2 separate regions of the Mus musculus genome follow, and region 2 is linked to region 1. The links are chromatin loops, found by intact Hi-C in ENCODE. Cell type or tissue: left cerebral cortex. All regions are shown on one strand.

The links. A loop is a pair of places that touch in the nucleus more often than their neighbours do. Peaks named below come from ENCODE experiments on the same cell type or tissue, not always from the same donor. Only the 100,000 strongest peaks of a DNase experiment are listed, where the experiment ranks them.
Region 2: it touches region 1 in a loop (6-fold over the local background); 14 of 42 quality-filtered maps call a loop at or near these places.

The regions. Positions count from the first base shown.
Region 1 is chr1:40,539,969-40,547,968 of GRCm38, reverse strand. It overlaps Il18rap (interleukin 18 receptor accessory protein), which reads right to left. Exons shown (of 13, transcript NM_010553.4): 10 at 5,931-6,082; 11 at 4,842-4,979; 12 at 29-202. Among named protein-coding and RNA genes, the nearest start is that of Il18rap, 29 kb to the right of the region's middle. In left cerebral cortex, a CTCF peak has its summit at 3,108 (motif pointing right); DNase peaks (open chromatin) are centred at 3,114, 4,872 and 5,175.
Region 2 is chr1:39,997,107-40,005,106 of GRCm38, reverse strand. Map4k4 (mitogen-activated protein kinase kinase kinase kinase 4) reads right to left here. Exons shown (of 32, transcript NM_001252200.1): 13 at 7,925-8,000; 14 at 5,133-5,219; 15 at 4,358-4,483; 16 at 3,516-3,677; 17 at 1,120-1,350; 18 at 194-300. Among named protein-coding and RNA genes, the nearest start is that of Il1r2, 84 kb to the left of the region's middle. In left cerebral cortex, CTCF peaks have their summits at 2,880 (motif pointing left) and 3,982 (motif pointing left); DNase peaks (open chromatin) are centred at 2,664, 2,817, 3,990 and 4,457; H3K27ac peaks cover 545 bases.

The DNA of each region.
Region 1 (8,000 bases):
AATTGGTTCCTTGGCAGGCAAGACCTACCTCCTCCTGGGGTCACATCTCGGTCAAGCAAACACAATCTGTACCCATAGGTGTCTTCTAGCACTTCCGGGAAAAGATTCAGAGCCAGGTGTTCCTCACTCAGAGATCCCACGGCGTCAGTCTCAGGAGAGCTCCAATTCGAGTAGGATACAAATGCATCGAATTCCTTCTTATCTAAGGAAAGGGAACAACAAACAAAACCAAAGTCCTTTTTAGTAACTATCATGATATATACAGATGCTTGGAGCGTATGCTAAATGGAAAAGAAATAAGATTTGGGATCCTTACAAAAAGGAATTAAAAGCAAAGCCAGCAGATGCATCCATTTTAAAATCACACCACGGAGTGGTTTTGATTGTCCCTATGAAACCCAATGATTAGCGTATGAAGTACCCCTGTGTCTCTGCAGGGGACAGATCAAACAGCTGGGGCCTCCCGTGATTGAATCTTGTGTGCTCGGGAGGGCATCATTCTTTGTATCTGCAGTGTTTCTAGCTCATTAGTCACACATCAAAGAGGAGTCTGCTCCGTTAAAGCGTGATAATAACCAGAAATCAAGTGCTGTTAAGATCTGGATCCAGTACCCATCGGGAGATAGTGGCACACTTTTAGCCATGCAACAGCATTGGATGGTTCAGTTAACAGTGGGTGCATTGCAGTGGAGGTCCTATAAGTTAACAACACACAGGTGACTCCTATTGCCCATGGCTGCTGTAGTCCTCACGGCACTACAGCCCATAATATTTCTCCCATGTGCAGTAATGCTGGTATGGTCCTCTATGTGCACAATATGCAGAAGCATATCTCTCCGGCCATGGCCCGTATATAGCACGTGACTATATCACCGGCTCTCCATTTGTTGCACTTGGCTTGCCATGGCTGTGGAACACACTACCGCTTCTAAACACTGTTTGCCCTACAACACCATCAGCAGCCTCACGTACCTGGCAGTTAACAAGTCTCACAATTGGATAAATGTTCTCTTCTGCTTAACTGGGTGTTGGTTGTTTTGCTCATCACAACCTGGGAGTAGTTGGGCTTTATCTATGTATTTGCATATATAGTACCCACTGTGTAGTGATAGGCTTATATACACACACTCTCCAGAGAGTCCACAGCCTACTGTGTCGTAGTTTATACTGTCTAGGTTTATACAAGCCCACTATATTTTGTTTCTACAAAGAAAAGTAGCCTAAGGGTACATGTATCTGAATGTACCCTTGTCATGAAGGGCTGTGTCAAGTGACGACAGTACTTGTATCTCCTTGTGAGGTGAGATCAGTCGAGTTCCCCTTGCAGGAATGGTTGCATGAGGTAGCAAATATGCCAGACCAGAGTCTCTGGCTCTCACACAGCCCTCCCCTTATATTTGAGAAGCTACATTTATAGAAGTAGTCTTAGGACACTGTACAGGTCTCTTGTACTTCTGTTGATAATATTATCAGGAAGATTTGTTGGGATATGCTGAAATAAAAAAACTACCTCGAAGAGACAGAAAACTCACACATTAACTCACACGTTTTGGGATGGAGCAGCTGTAGTTTATATTTCAGGTCATTCCATAACCTCCATCTACAGTGTTGTTAGATGTAACTAGTGTCTCAGGCCACAAGTAGTGTCTCAGGCCGTTCAGCAGTGTGCTTGCTAAAAGAGATGCCCAGAGGATTGGCTACCATCCACAAATAAAACAGGAGGCTCAGAGCCCCCAAAGCTATAGAAGCTAGTTTGTGAGGTACTCGACTGCCCATATAGAAAGGAGGAGACTCTGAGGTGTGGCCTGTAGGTAAGTGCTGGTGTGTTTAATGATGAGACCTTGAGATAAGAGTAAAGAAGAAGTTCCAGAGAGGAGGATAGTAGGACACGCCAGTACGCAGAAAGGGTTAAAAAGTGAGATTGACTTTACTGAGGAGGGGGAAGGGTAAAAGGAAGGGTGGATGAATATCAATAGAAATGATTTTAAAAGCAAAATAAAAATAAAAATGTGTAACACACCATATCTACCTCTGACCCTCCCAGGGTTTTGTAAAAACCCCAGAGTTTTCTATAAATCAAAAGATAAAACAGAGGAATGGATACAGAAAATGTGGTACATCTACACAATGGAGTACTACTCAGCTATTAAAAAGAATGAATTTATGAAATTCCTAGGCAAATGGATGGACCTGGAGGGCATCATCCTGAGTGAGGTAACACATTCACAAAGGAACTCACACAATATGTACTCACTGATAAGTGGATATTAGCCCCAAACCTAGGATTCCCAAGATATAAGGTACAATTTGCTAAACACATGAAACTCAAGAAGAATGAAGACTGAAGTGTGGACACTATGCCCCTCCTTAGAATTGGCAACAAAACACCCATGGAAGGAGTTACAGAGACAAAGTTTGGAGCTGAGATGAAAGGATGGACCATGTAGAGACTGCCATATCCAGGGATCCACCCCATAATCAGCATCCAAACGCTAACACCATTGCATACCCTAGCAAGATTTTATTGAAAGGACCCAGATGTAGCTATCTCTTCTGAGACTATGCCGGAGCCTAGCAAACACAGAAGTGGATGCTCACAGTCAGCTAATGGATGGATCACAGGGCTCCCAATGGAGGAGCTAGAGAAAGAACCCAAGGAGCTAACGGGATCTGCAACCCTATAGGTGGAACAACATTATGAACTAACCAGTACCCCGGAGCTCTTGACTCTAGCTGCATATGTATCAAAAGATGGCCTAATCGGCCATCACTGGAAAGAGAGGCCCATTGGACACGTAAACTCTGTATGCCCCAGTACAGGGGAATGCCAGGGCCAAAAAGGGGGAGTGGGTGTGTAGGGGAGTGGGGGTGGGTGGGTATGGGGGACTTTTGGTATAGCATTGGAAATGTAAATAAGCTAAATACCTAATAAAAAATGGAAAACAAAACAAAACAAAAAAAAGATAAACTTATTTAGCAATGAATTTACAGAGTGTGGTGTTAGAGGACCTACACATGTCCTCCTAGTGTTATTTCTTTCTAAATGAAGTTTAGACATTCACAATGAACTCTTGGGCTTTCATTTTGTAAATAAATATCCGTTTGACCAGCAGAGGGCGCTGAATCACTGTGCTCCAGAACCCAGTTCTGAGCAAATCACCAAGAAGTGAAATCACATGAGACAAAATTAAATGATCCCTATCAACTGACTCTGCTTTGTTAAACTCTAGAATCTTAGGGGGGGGGGGGTTCAGTGAATTTGTTCCATACAAATATAAAAGGCTAATTAAACAAACAAAAATTCTGAAAACACTGTTGGCTTATATGGAACTCAAAGGATGTTATCAATAATCGATCTAAAATAAGATGAAATGCATGTATTTCTCTAGTTTTCTTAGCTTGGTTCAGGTGTGTGTGTGTGTGTGTGTGTGTGTGTGTGTGTGTGTGTGTGTGTGTGTGTGTGTTTGTGTGTGTTTGTGGGGGCGGGGAACTGAACTCAGACCTGAAACACTTCTTACTTTCTTTTCTTGGTGCCGTAATTTCAGCCTGCAAAAGCCACTGGCCTCAGAGGACCCTCCCAGTGAAGGTGCTTACACGGCAGGCAGACCTTCTGCTCCAAGCAGTAAAGTCAGTCACTGACACTGCAAATACACTGACCTGAGACTTGCTGAAGCCAGCAAAGCTTAAAGCAGCATTCTAGCCCATACAACATGATGGGTATTGCAACCATGTCTTGTGGGTGAATTAACAGAAGTGTCATTGGTAATAATAGGACTTGTAATTTGTGCAACTTACACTTGTTTGGGACAAATCCCTGACCTGGCATGCCTTGTTTTCATGTGGTAATAACCCAGGTGATGGGTTTCCTAAAACCAGACTTAAAGATTCAAAGTTAAGACACAGCCTCTTTGGGTGGTCTCATACGAAGATTATGGCTTCATCTTTCTCTGTCTAAGGGGACTGTGAAGATGGCAATAGTCAATACTCTGACTGGGCATATGACCCATCCTCAAGTGACATTCATCGCAGACCATACTGAGTTTCTATATACTTAGGTACCAGTCTAAAGGCAAACCAGGTCTAGCCTCAGTGAGCTCACATACTGTCCTCTGCCTGCTGCTGCGACAGTCCTGTTTTATGAATGAGGAGAGCGGTATATAAAGCTGCCACTTGCTGAATCACCCCAGATTGGTTAGCAAAGAGAATATTTCTAAGTCCCATAAATCCCACAAAAGTATCTTCTACAAGGTTCCTGGTAACTAGAATGAGCTAGAATTGTTTCTTCAGTCTTTCCTGGTGTAAAGCCAGAGCAAAAGGAGGAGAGGAAGGAGGAGGAGGAAGAAGAAGAGGAGGAGGAGGAGGAAGAGGAAGGAGGAGAAGATGAACAAGAAGAGGAGCAGGAAAATTAGAAGAAAAAAGAAGAAGAGTAAGAAAAGGGGGAGGAAAGACTAGGAGGAGGAGGAAGAAGAATTAGAAGAGGAAGAAGAAGAATAGAAAGAAGAAAAAGAAGAAGAGAAAGGTGAAGAGAAGGAGGGGGAGGAAGAAGGAGGATAAGAGGAGGAAGAAAAATTAAAAGAAAAAGAAGAGGGGGAAAAGAAGAGGAAGAAAAAGAGGAAGAGGAGGAGGAGGAAAAGAAGAAGAGGAAGGACCTAATCCTTCGAGATAAAACACTACCTATCAGGCATTAGCTACCTCTGACTTTTCTCATGGGCTCTGGCTGGCAGGAGGCATGTGAAATCACAACTAAGACAGTTCTAAGAAAAGAGAGCCAATAGATAGGGAATAACTAAGTAACAGTGTCTTGTCATTTAGACAGGGAGTGGCACACTGGGTGTTCTTACCCCCCAGAGTCTCATCTTTGTTCTTGTAGGTTCGACAGAGCAGGACAACTTCAATCCAGTACCAGTAGAGGAAAGCAGCTGCCACCAGAACGCCCACCAGCATCAAGGCCGTGCCGAGAAGGATGTATACAAACACCACTAAGGGAAACACAGAGATCTGAGCAAACACATCTAGACCAACACAGCCTATTATGTAATAGAAAGCCATGCTGCTATCTCTGTCATCTCAAGTCTGGATGGAATTTTCCACAATTAACTCTAGAGAGCCAGGTTGATGGGAAATTCCTGATGAGCTGACCTACGATGCTGAGTCATTTTACCTATTTTTGTTCCTACAAATGTCTATAGAGCTCATCTGTACCTTTCCTGTTGCCTGTTGTAAATTACATTTGCGGGTGCTCATCCCCATGGAAGTCTAAACATTCCTAGACTAGGAGTCACATCAGCACCTTGCACCCTCCATGACTCAACTTATAAATAAGGGATCTGCATAGGAAAGCTACCGTCATGGCACACTTACAGTGTCACACTATGGCCAGAGGACATTTACTCTGCTGGACTGTGTTCCAGTCATCGACTGAGCAAGTCCATGATTGGCCCAACCTCATCCCTGGACATCTTGCTAAGGATGGAACTGTTCCTCATGGGCATTTCTCAGAGTTCTTGTCATGGTCTCTGGAAGCCAGCAGGGGCAAATGGCAAAGAAAGTGATGTCTGCACACTGGGCTGTCCCAGTGGGTGGGGGTAGGTGGGGCTGGGGATTCTTGTAGGTACAAGAGGGATAAGTAGGTTAATTGAGTGCTTTAGGGAATGAGTAAGTGGGAAGGCTATATGAATGGGCAACAGCATGAACAGAAAGTCTGGGTGAGTTGAGTAATGGGTTCTTCTGCACACAAATTAGTTGTTACAAAGCTCAGGTCAAAGTCAGTTGTATGGTCATAGTCAAGGCCTTAAAGGAACTACCACGGCAAAGTGCTTTAGTGTCTGGAAAGCTTTCACAGCTAACACTGATGCTCTTTTTGGGAAAATGCCCCTTCCCCTTTCAAGAAGAACAGTTGTCAATCTCTGGGAACAAACTTCTAGGCTTACCCTCTTCCTTCTTCCTCAGCCGTATGGTCCGTGTTGTGTTCCCAATGGAGTTCTGGGCAAAGCAAACAAACTTTCTGCTGAGATCTCTCTGGGTAACTTCTCTCAAGAAGATGGTACGTTCAATGACTTCATTCTTGAAAGTGGATTGAATTCTAGAAAAGGAGGGGGAAATTCACACCCACTCAGGAAGATCAACTGCCATTCGTGAAGCTGTGCTCAGAAAGCTGACGAAGAGCCAGTAGGAATTTCTCGTAAGAAGACTGTAAAAGATCAGAGACAGACAGAGGAGGCTTGTTCTTCATCAATGGATGGAATCTGCTAAGGCTTTGCACTAAAGCACAAGTTACGTGTGGCCCTCCTCTGGACTTCACTGTAAGAGTCCCCCTTTGGGAATGAAGAATATTGATAATTTATGAACAGTCTCCCTCTGTAGACTGTTTCCTTCCCAAGCATGAAGCCCTAAATTTAATCCCCGGAGCACATGTAAAAAGCCAGGTGTGGTAGCGTGTACGTGTAATGCCAGCATTGGGAAAGCAGACAGAAGTGGATCCGTATGGCTCAGTGGCCAGACAGCCTAGTTCAGTCAGGAAGAAATTCTGCCCCCCACCCCCAACCCCAAACAAGATTAGTGAACTTTGAGGAATGAAAGATGAGATTTACCCCTAGCCTCCAAATGCAAGTACACATATGTCTACATACACCTACACACCTACACACCTACACACACACACACACACACACACACACACACACACACACATCATACCACACCACACCTAATTCCTCTTGAGGCTTGCTACCAGGTACTTGGCTGAGCACTGACTATGGACTCTTTAATCTCTTCCTTCCTCACAACACAAACTCTAAGGAGTCAGGATATGAACATCCTGACTTGGTAGTGTCAGGGGCAAAGTTCAGTGGAGGAAGAGTGGTGCTGGCCACAGTAGTGACATCATCATTACTGTGTGACTTTAGTATGTCCCACCTCCAGCCTGGCACCCAGATCTCTGACCCACCCAGAAAACTGACTTTCTGCATTTACTTAGTTCCCATTTTCTATGTCTGCATCATTCAGTGGTCACATTAAGGGACCATGTTCAGATGGGTCATGCCGCTGTGAGCCTACAATCAGTCCACAGAAGTTTTCTGCTTGCCACACATTCTGAGGTACATGTGGCTTCTACCTCATCTGTCCCTTATGGTGACCTTGAGAAATGAGGTTTTCTGTCATATACCTAGGAGATGGGGCCTCCCTCACAGAAGGCCAGAGTCACCTCGCCACTCCTGGAAAGCAGACTAAAATCCACAGGTGGGGTGGCTTGAGAATCTGGGCTCTGCCTCACTTCTCCTACGTAGAGTCTCATGCAGCATCCGTTTGAAATCCAATGTGTTCCTTGATGTTAGAACCTCTTGCTGAATGGCGTTTCCCTCAGTAAAATCTTTCCTTTACTGTTTATCTATACTTTTCAAAATATTACATTAGTCCAGTGAAATCCTTGAAAAACTAGAGAGAACATGCTGTGGATTCTTATCTGGAGGGGTTTCTAATACAGAAAATTGGTAGGACACATCTCCAATTGACATGTCTGACTGGCCATGATGGGTCCCAGATCCTTTGCTCTAGGATAGAGACTTACTTTTCTAGACATTGGAGGGCTTGGCTCTGAAGGTCTACAGTTTTCCTTTCAACTGGTCAAGTTCTCTCTCCTATAAACTCTGGGGAGTCTGTTAGTCACAGATAACAAATGAAGTCTAGTTATCATAAAATGTTTCAGCCTGCTAGTATTCCAAGACAGACATCTCTCCTCTAAGGCTCTATTCCAGGGTAGAGCCATGTCACCTATTCTCTTTTGCCAGAATCTATGCTATGGTGCCATTTCCTTAGCACCGAATAAAAGCAGAGTTGAAGATTTGGTGGGGCAGGAACCACCCTCTTTAGTTTGCTTTTAGAAAAAAAAAAAAAACCCTTTTGTGGGCTGAGGATTTGGCCTAGTAATAGAGTATGTGCTCAGCACAGTGGATGTCCCTTTTACCAAGACAAAATATGAAAGCTTGGGATATTGTTCAGTT
Region 2 (8,000 bases), 540 kb after region 1:
ATCAATAACGCTGCTGCTGCTGCGTGTGTGTGTGAGTGTGAGTGTGTGTGTGTGTGTGTGAGTGTGTAAAATATGTCACATCGGTCTAGAACCTCAGTGCTAGAGATGCACATTTCTGCAAACAGACAACAGATGACTTTCTGAGAGACTGGGAGCCACAGCACATCTCCTCCTGTCAGTTCTCTTTTTTTACCTGGTGGAATTTCTCTGTCCTGCTTGGCTATTCTGCTGTCCACCGCCCTGCAGTGGGGAATCCCGACGGGAGAGGACAGGGGAACGAGAGGTCGTTCTCACGGGAACCTTTAGGTAGGAAACACAGCAGTTAAGACAGACAACAGAAGAACACCACAGCTCCCCCCCAGCCCCCCCTCCTCACAGTACACTTTATAACACAGCCTTCCTCAGTCCGGAATGCCTGCCACGAAGCTAGCTCTTCCCTTTCCCAAGCCTCCCCTGCTCCTGCACGATCCAGACAGCCTGGCCCATCTCTACAGTCCTGTCATGCTGAAGTCATGTTTGGACTGAAGCGGGTGGCAGAGAGCATACAGCAGCGCTTCCCTGAGATAGTATGTGAGAATCACAAAAGTAAGCTCAAAGAAATCCAACAACGGTCTACAAATAGATCAGCAGGAAGCAAAGACTGGCAAAGAAGCGAGAAAATATTCAGAGGAAGCAAATTCCAAGTGGAGGAAAAAATAAACTGAGATGTGCCTTTTAATCCTCATGTACTATTAAGTACAATACGCTCAACTTTAAAGTAAAAAATCATGGTCTTGTTAATTTTTCCTCATAAGATTTTTTCTTAAATTCTTGATGTCATGCACAATAATGGAGAGCTTCTGTACACATTTATAATTCTACTTATTTAGAAGCATGTTGCTTAAAATTTTTTCCATAAATACTTTTTATTAAACTACGTTTAAAACCAGTCAATGATAAAAAGCTAACTAACCATTGGCTAATTGTAACTGCTGAGGTGGGGAATGGCTTCCCTCCCTGAGAAGTCATTTGAAACTTCTGGCCCTTTAGCCCTGATGAAGTAAGTCACTGTTCCCATCATCACAGCAAACAGTAAGTTTAAATAAAGAGAAAACAGCGCGTCTGTCTGTCTGTCCTTACCCTTGGAGGCACCTCGTCACTGTCTGATCTAGACCAAGCCTTTTGGGTGGGCTCGGGCACCTCCGACTTAGAGTCAGAGCTCTGACTGAGCCCCTCACTGCGGGAAGGTGGACATGGGTCCTGAGAGCGGAGATGGTGGTGTGCGAATTTGGGAGAAGGGTCACTGAAGGAATGGGATCTCGAGACAGGGGAGACATTGTTCTTGAGAGATGCCAGGTGGGACCACTGTACCTTACAAGAAAACAAAACACAAAACATTCAATGCGTTCTGCATACAACTAGCTTTTCTGGTCAACACTAAATCCCAAACAGGAGGTGGGTGTGAGTCGGGGAGGCATAGTGTCAAGCATGGAGCAGCCAATAGGCTCCATGCTGGTGACAGGCAAGAGGAAGAGCAAAGGCACACGCATAAGGGAAAGTGCCCAGACACAAACTGCAGACAGCAGTGAACAGGGGCATGCACAGACCCCCGAGGGGAGAGTGATACATGCATGTCCATGTCAGCACAGAGAGCTGGGGACCACATGACAGAGACACTGCTCATCAGCAAACCTCCCCACCACCTCAGAACCCTGGGTCTGAGAATCTTACTGACGGGACTTATTTGTGCGTGCACACACACTCTTCCTATTATGGGACTGTAGCAGAGAAACTTAAGAACAGCCAACTTTTCAAGAATACCAATATTTTTTTCTCCCAATCTTAAAATGTTTTAGACCTAGCTGAGTTTACACTCCTAGTTATGAAAAAAGTGGGATTAAAATTTCTTTACCAAAATATCCAGTACCAAGAAAGCCCAGGCTGACCAGCATCAAGATACTCTGGGCTGACAGTAGGAATATGCCTTTGAAATGAGAACTCAAGGACATGACAATTGGCCAAGTGAATTTCTGCAGTCACTTTAAAAAAACATCCTCTCAGAACTCTATAAACTATTTTAGTAAGAGGTACCTGTACCTCACTGCTGGAGAATAACCAACCACTAAGGCGGTTATGGGAGCTGTAACTCAGCACGCACTAATCAATGTGTCTTGTGCTGACTTGCCTGGCTTCTGCAGGTGAAACCGGCAGTTAAGACCCAGTGCATAGTCTCTGTGGCTCACAGGCAGATCCAAAGAATCCTAGCTTTGGTACAATTCCCATACTACTAAAACATCTAAGTGTTCACTGGGAGAGCAACCAAACGGATGTGTTACCAAATAACGCTAAGTGGGACTCAACGCTAGGAGCCACACGAGTTTCCCTCCTGCAGGTGAAAGCTTGGGGCAAGAACTCTGCAGCGGAGGAAGAGAGGCTGTCTGTCTCATCTCCTCAAACAGAAGCTTCTCGAGCCTGCTGCTCAGAGGCAAGTTTGCCCTTGTGTTGGGTTTAGCTCTCAGGACAACCATGCTTCTCACCAGGAAACAGGCACTAAGTGGAGCAGCAAGTGGCACCTGGCCCTTCCCACTGCCTCTGCTGGCATTCTCTGGTGTAGCTCTCTGAAGCTCTCAGCTGCTATATCTGCATAAACCCCACCCCCTGTACCTCAGATTTGCTCAGCTCAACCATCCCCCAGGAGGGTTGGTTACTGCAGAACACATTCAAATTCTCATGTGACTGCATCTGTCACAGAAGGGCCATTTCTTCTCAAAACCACCAACTCTTGTCCTAGGTGACATGCAAACACCAGGGCCGACCGAGTACAGAAAGCTCAGAGAAGTGTGTGAGGCAGAGCAGCATGGAGGAGTGCCTACACACCCTCAGGGGATGGGTGTGTCTGCCACCTACTGTCCTTTCTAGACAAGGCTGCTGCTTCTCTTCTGAGCACTCAGACAAGACAGACTCTGGGACAGACTGAAGGAAAAGTCATAAACTCTGTCCTAATCTCTTACAGGAAATCAATATTCAACCCACTAGGCATAACCTGTGTTCAATCTTGACAGGTTTGAGAATCTGGTTTTGTATTTTAAAACAACAAACAAACAAACAAACAAAACCAAAAACCTTTTCCCAGGAAATTTACACATTCAGCCAAATAAATAGGAGCCTGCACAGAAATGCAAGGCCACCTTTAGCGTCCAAAGGTCCTTCAGGGAGCTGGGACCACAGACACAAAGTACTTACTTCAAAATGTTCAGGTTAAAAGTTCTCTTCTAACCTGCTTATACAATAAAACCAACGTTCTAAAAATATAATTTAAAAAAGTATTTAAGAGGAAGGAGGGACTTCACATCTGAGTTAAGGAGGGGGAAATAAAAGTATTGACTGGAGATAGCCATAATGAGTTCAATAAAAATCTTAGACAACAAAACAAACAAACGACAAGCCTCCTCTCCCTACGCTGAATGCACGCCTCCTGTTCACACCAGCTGTTGAGACAACGGGCTACACGTGGCACAGGGAGCTACTGCTGCTACCTGTGGCTCCGCTGGTCTCTGCAGGGCAGGGTGCACAGACTCGGAGTTGCCATTGGAAAAAGACTCTGACCGGGAAGGCACGGGTGGCTCCAGTCCTCTGCCCGTTTGCTTAGCCTGGGCCTCAGGGGAGCTGTGGTTAGTCTTTCTAAATCTATCTTCCACCTGCGTCAGAGAATTAGAAGACACGGCTCCATGTTAGTAGGAAAGGAGAGATGAGGAACATGTAAGAGCAAGACAACTGAGAGAAAATGTGTTCTATTCAGCTCTGAGAAGAGAGGCAGCTAAGTGCACAGTGGCGGTGCTGAGCAGGGCTAAGATTTGATAGAGGACTTTTAAAAACTATGAAAATGAAAATTAAGCAAAGCAGCTTCTAGACTATCCTCAGCACCTAGAGCTTCATTACTCTCTAAAGAACAGAATCTGTCCTGGACTCTGCTCCCTGTGAGGGAAGATGTAGAAGGGAGCCATCTGCAGGCCAGAACCGCACAGTGCTCCTGGACGCACCCACGTCCTTCTGTCTAGCCCAGAGAGGACCACTTGCTGCATCCTTATGGGAGGCTCTGGTCATCCAAACACCACTGATCCAGTAAGGCTAAAAGTCCACTGCCTCCTCATGCTAGTCTTAAACAAGACTGACATTTCTCTCATTCGCATGGTAAAGACTAACACTGCCAGGTACTTGTGTGTGTGTGTGTAGTTTTCTTCTGATCTCTCTAGCATTTGTTAACCAAGAAATCCATGCAGAAAACAGAGGTGAGATCCTGCAGTACAGCTCTCGACAGTCATCAGGGGACGCCTAGCTCTCTCGGGACCAGTCTGTAAGCAATAGGGAAAGCAGGTACCTCCCGAGCTCTGTCAGCAGGGTCATAGTGAGGCTTGGGCTCTGGAGCATGAAAGCTCGGTTTGCTCCTGTCCTGCTGCTGCGGGGGCGGCGGCTGCTGCTGTGCGTGCGGCCTCCTGTGGTCGTGCTGTAGAGACAGGAGATATGCTTGTTCTTGTTGCAACTGCCTCTGGAGCCTCTCTGCCTGCCGGTGCTCCTCCATCTCCCGCCATCGGCACTCCTTGGAGAGGGAGAGGGTGACACTGAATCTGGGGACCGTGGCGAGCTCACCTCCTCTCTGGATCCCTTCTTGGCTTTGGTTTTTTTTTTTTTTTTAAATAGCACTTCCCCCATTGTTTAAGAGCAAGGCAAAATGGCTGGGATTTTAAATAGCATGTTACCTGTGTAAAATGTGACAGCATTTGCTAACTGTAACATCATTGCGGAGTAAAGGAATTCAATTAAACATCAGATACAGTGGTATATATACACACATACTCAGCAAAAATTCCCACAGCATGCACTGTGAACCTGATACCTCTGGCATTTTCACATTCACTGAATGCCAGGTTCTGTTTAAGAGTTGACAGGCATTTACCAAACAAGGAGCTAGCTTACTATTGGGAAATAAACTAAGGGCAGTTTTCACTGTGCTTGATAGCATGACCAGAGGACAGCTTCACTGGAACCTGGCTGCCACAGTGAGACCAAAAAAGTTTGACGGTCACTACATCTGGCCAACTTAGGGAAGGGACAACGGCCCTGTGGTATGGAACGGGACAGAGGCGGGGCGTTACCAGTAACATGGCCTGCTCCTGGAGCAGCTGCTGCTGCAGGATCTCCAGGTGCCGCTGCTCCTCCTCTAGCTGCCGCCTGATGTACTCCTGTCACACAGAAATGACCCAGCAGTCAGTACATCCAGGAGGGACGCGACTGAGTCCCCTGTGTGGGTAACCGGCACTCCAGAAGCTCGGCAGCAAGCTCGCCGAGGACTGGACTCCTTAGTGAAGACAACCTGCTGCTGAGGGTGTTTGCAAGGCTCCAAGCTGTAAGTAGTCTAGCTTACTGGCATGATGCACACAGCGGCGTTCAAGCACTGCTGCTATTACACTCTCATCACATCCAATACGGAACTTTAAGGAGGCTAGCTTCCTCTTAAGGACAACAGACACCACAGAAATGGCGAGGCATCATTTTAAATAAGCACAAACCAGCAATTTTTAAAAACTAACACCCAAATCTGTTTAAGATAAAAATAAAAAAAAAAAACAAAAAAACAAAATCCCAAACCAACCAAACAGGATTTGTGCTTTTGCTAATGACTCCAAAAGTTCCTGGAATAATGGCTACAGTCGGAAGATGTGGTCAGGAGTCATGGACTATGGGCACTTCTCTACAGGTAATCTGGCCAAGCCCACGCTGGTGAGCTTGTGTGTCTGTGTAGTGTGTACAGGCACGAGTGCAGGGGCAGGCTGATGACGTGACAGCGGGCGAGAACGACCACCGAGTCACAGTGGAGACGGTAACCTCGTACAGAGCACAGCAGAGGTTTCGGCTCCAGTGCTGGGGATGGGGTAGGTGAGAGGTGAGAACACACAACCCTGCAGTTACACAATTCCTATTAGTACACAGGCATCAGGAAACCCTAACCCAAGCCCATCAGAGACAAGCCGCAGCGCCTGCTGTATACTTTCAGCCCCACATTAAGCAGGAGGACCTACTTGTCCTAGCAGGGGAGCAATGGACTGGCATGTGGGAGAACTGTCCCATGGAGGTGGCTTCTGTTTCTATAGTGAGCGCCTCCTCCCAACCACCCCATTTCATGGCACATGCCCTTAAGTAAAAAGAGCCAAAGATATGCCTGACCAGATGTTTGAGTTAACCAATAGTTCTGGTCAGAATACCAGACAACAGAGAAACAGTGGCCTGCAAACACTCAGAACACCACATCTTATAAACCGCACCAAACACCCAAAGCCAAGTCCCTTTAGCTTACACCTGACATGCCAAGAGCACGCTAAGGCATCAATCAAGTGGCTTTGTGACAGACACGTGGCCTTAGCTGCCTGAGAAAAGAAATCTGTGTCTCAGAGCATTCCTTTTTCGAAAATAACAGAATTTAAATCAGAGCTTGAAAGATCAAGTTACTATAAACATGTTTTCTGACTTTAAAATGCAAGAATACTGGGGGAAATCAGATGCTATGCAAACCACAAAGATCTCGACATGCAACGAACAGAGAATACAGCATATACACGCTTTCGTGGGAATGTACCACGCACCACAGCAAGGGAAGATTATTTACAAAAATAAATAAATAAATGAATAAAAACATAAAAAGCAGAGTAAAACAACCAATTTTAAGAAATGCTAAAAGTGCAGGGTACTTGCTATTCACATCTTTTTCAAGGTTCTTTCACATTTTTATATTTATGAGTGTTTTGCCTGAGTGTATGTTTGTACACTATGTGTACGCATTGCTGGAAGAGGCCAGGAAAGGGCACTGGATCCCTGGAACTGAAGTTACAGATGGTTGTAGGAAGCCATGTGGGGGCTGGGAACTGAACCACAGTCCTCTGGAAGAGCACCCAGTGCTCTTAACTGCTGAGCCATTTCTCCAGCTTTATTCACAAAATCTTAAGAACGAAAATGCCACCATCACATTTCTTGTCACAATCAAACTTGGAATCATGCCTGGGTGACTTCCAACAAGTAGCAGGTAGCATTTTCACAGATTTGTAGCCGCCAGGAATAAGCACCATAAAAACATTAGTAACTAACTACATAAACAAATAAGCCCTACTGTTAGGGCCAAGAAGTAGATAATAACAGGTAGGCTATACCACGGAGATTCTAGGAACATGGGTTCATGTGCAGACCCAGGCTTAGACACACAAGGTCCAGGAGGAGTGTCAAGGCCAGTAGCTGGATCACTGTGTTTGGAAGATAAAGTCATGTTTGTTAGTACTTTAAATATGAACTCCAATTCAAAATGGCTTTCATTCATTGACTTTCTTCCTTCTTCAAAGCTCAAAGCACAGATTGACCAATTCAAAGGTAGGAAAGCCATATAAACTAAGGAAAGTTATTTTCTGTTTGCATAAATAATCTAAGAAATTTACAAATAAGCTCCACAGGGCAATAATAAAAGAACAAGTATACAAAACTGGTTTTTGTACTAAGCAACACAAACAATCTTCAAAGCTACACTTAGGCTACAGTACTCACTCAGCCAGTAGATACTTCAGGCATTTATCAATAGTTTCCTTAAAGTTGGTTTTGAATTTCCCTGTCTGAAAGTTAACCTCACCCAGTTATTTGGAGCTCAAAGGATGTAAGCCAAGCCTGTGAGTGTATATTCAGACACCTGTCACATGTCAGCCTCTTCAAGACTCACAGGGTCTCTACACTGTAACAATTTTTTATTCTTTTTGAAGATAAAAAGTCAAGTCGTTGGAGTCTTCAGCACGTTTAGATACCTAACCCCTGAGCATGCATGCATGCATGCATGCATATGCATTTGGTCCCCGGGACCCAGCTCCACGGTTAGAGGCCACGGATACCTGGGTCAACATTCTTGAAAGCTCACCTGTTCCCTCTCCACTCTCCTCTTCTCCTCTTCTGCCCGTCTCCTCTCTTCCTCTTCTTTACGCCGCCTTTCCAGT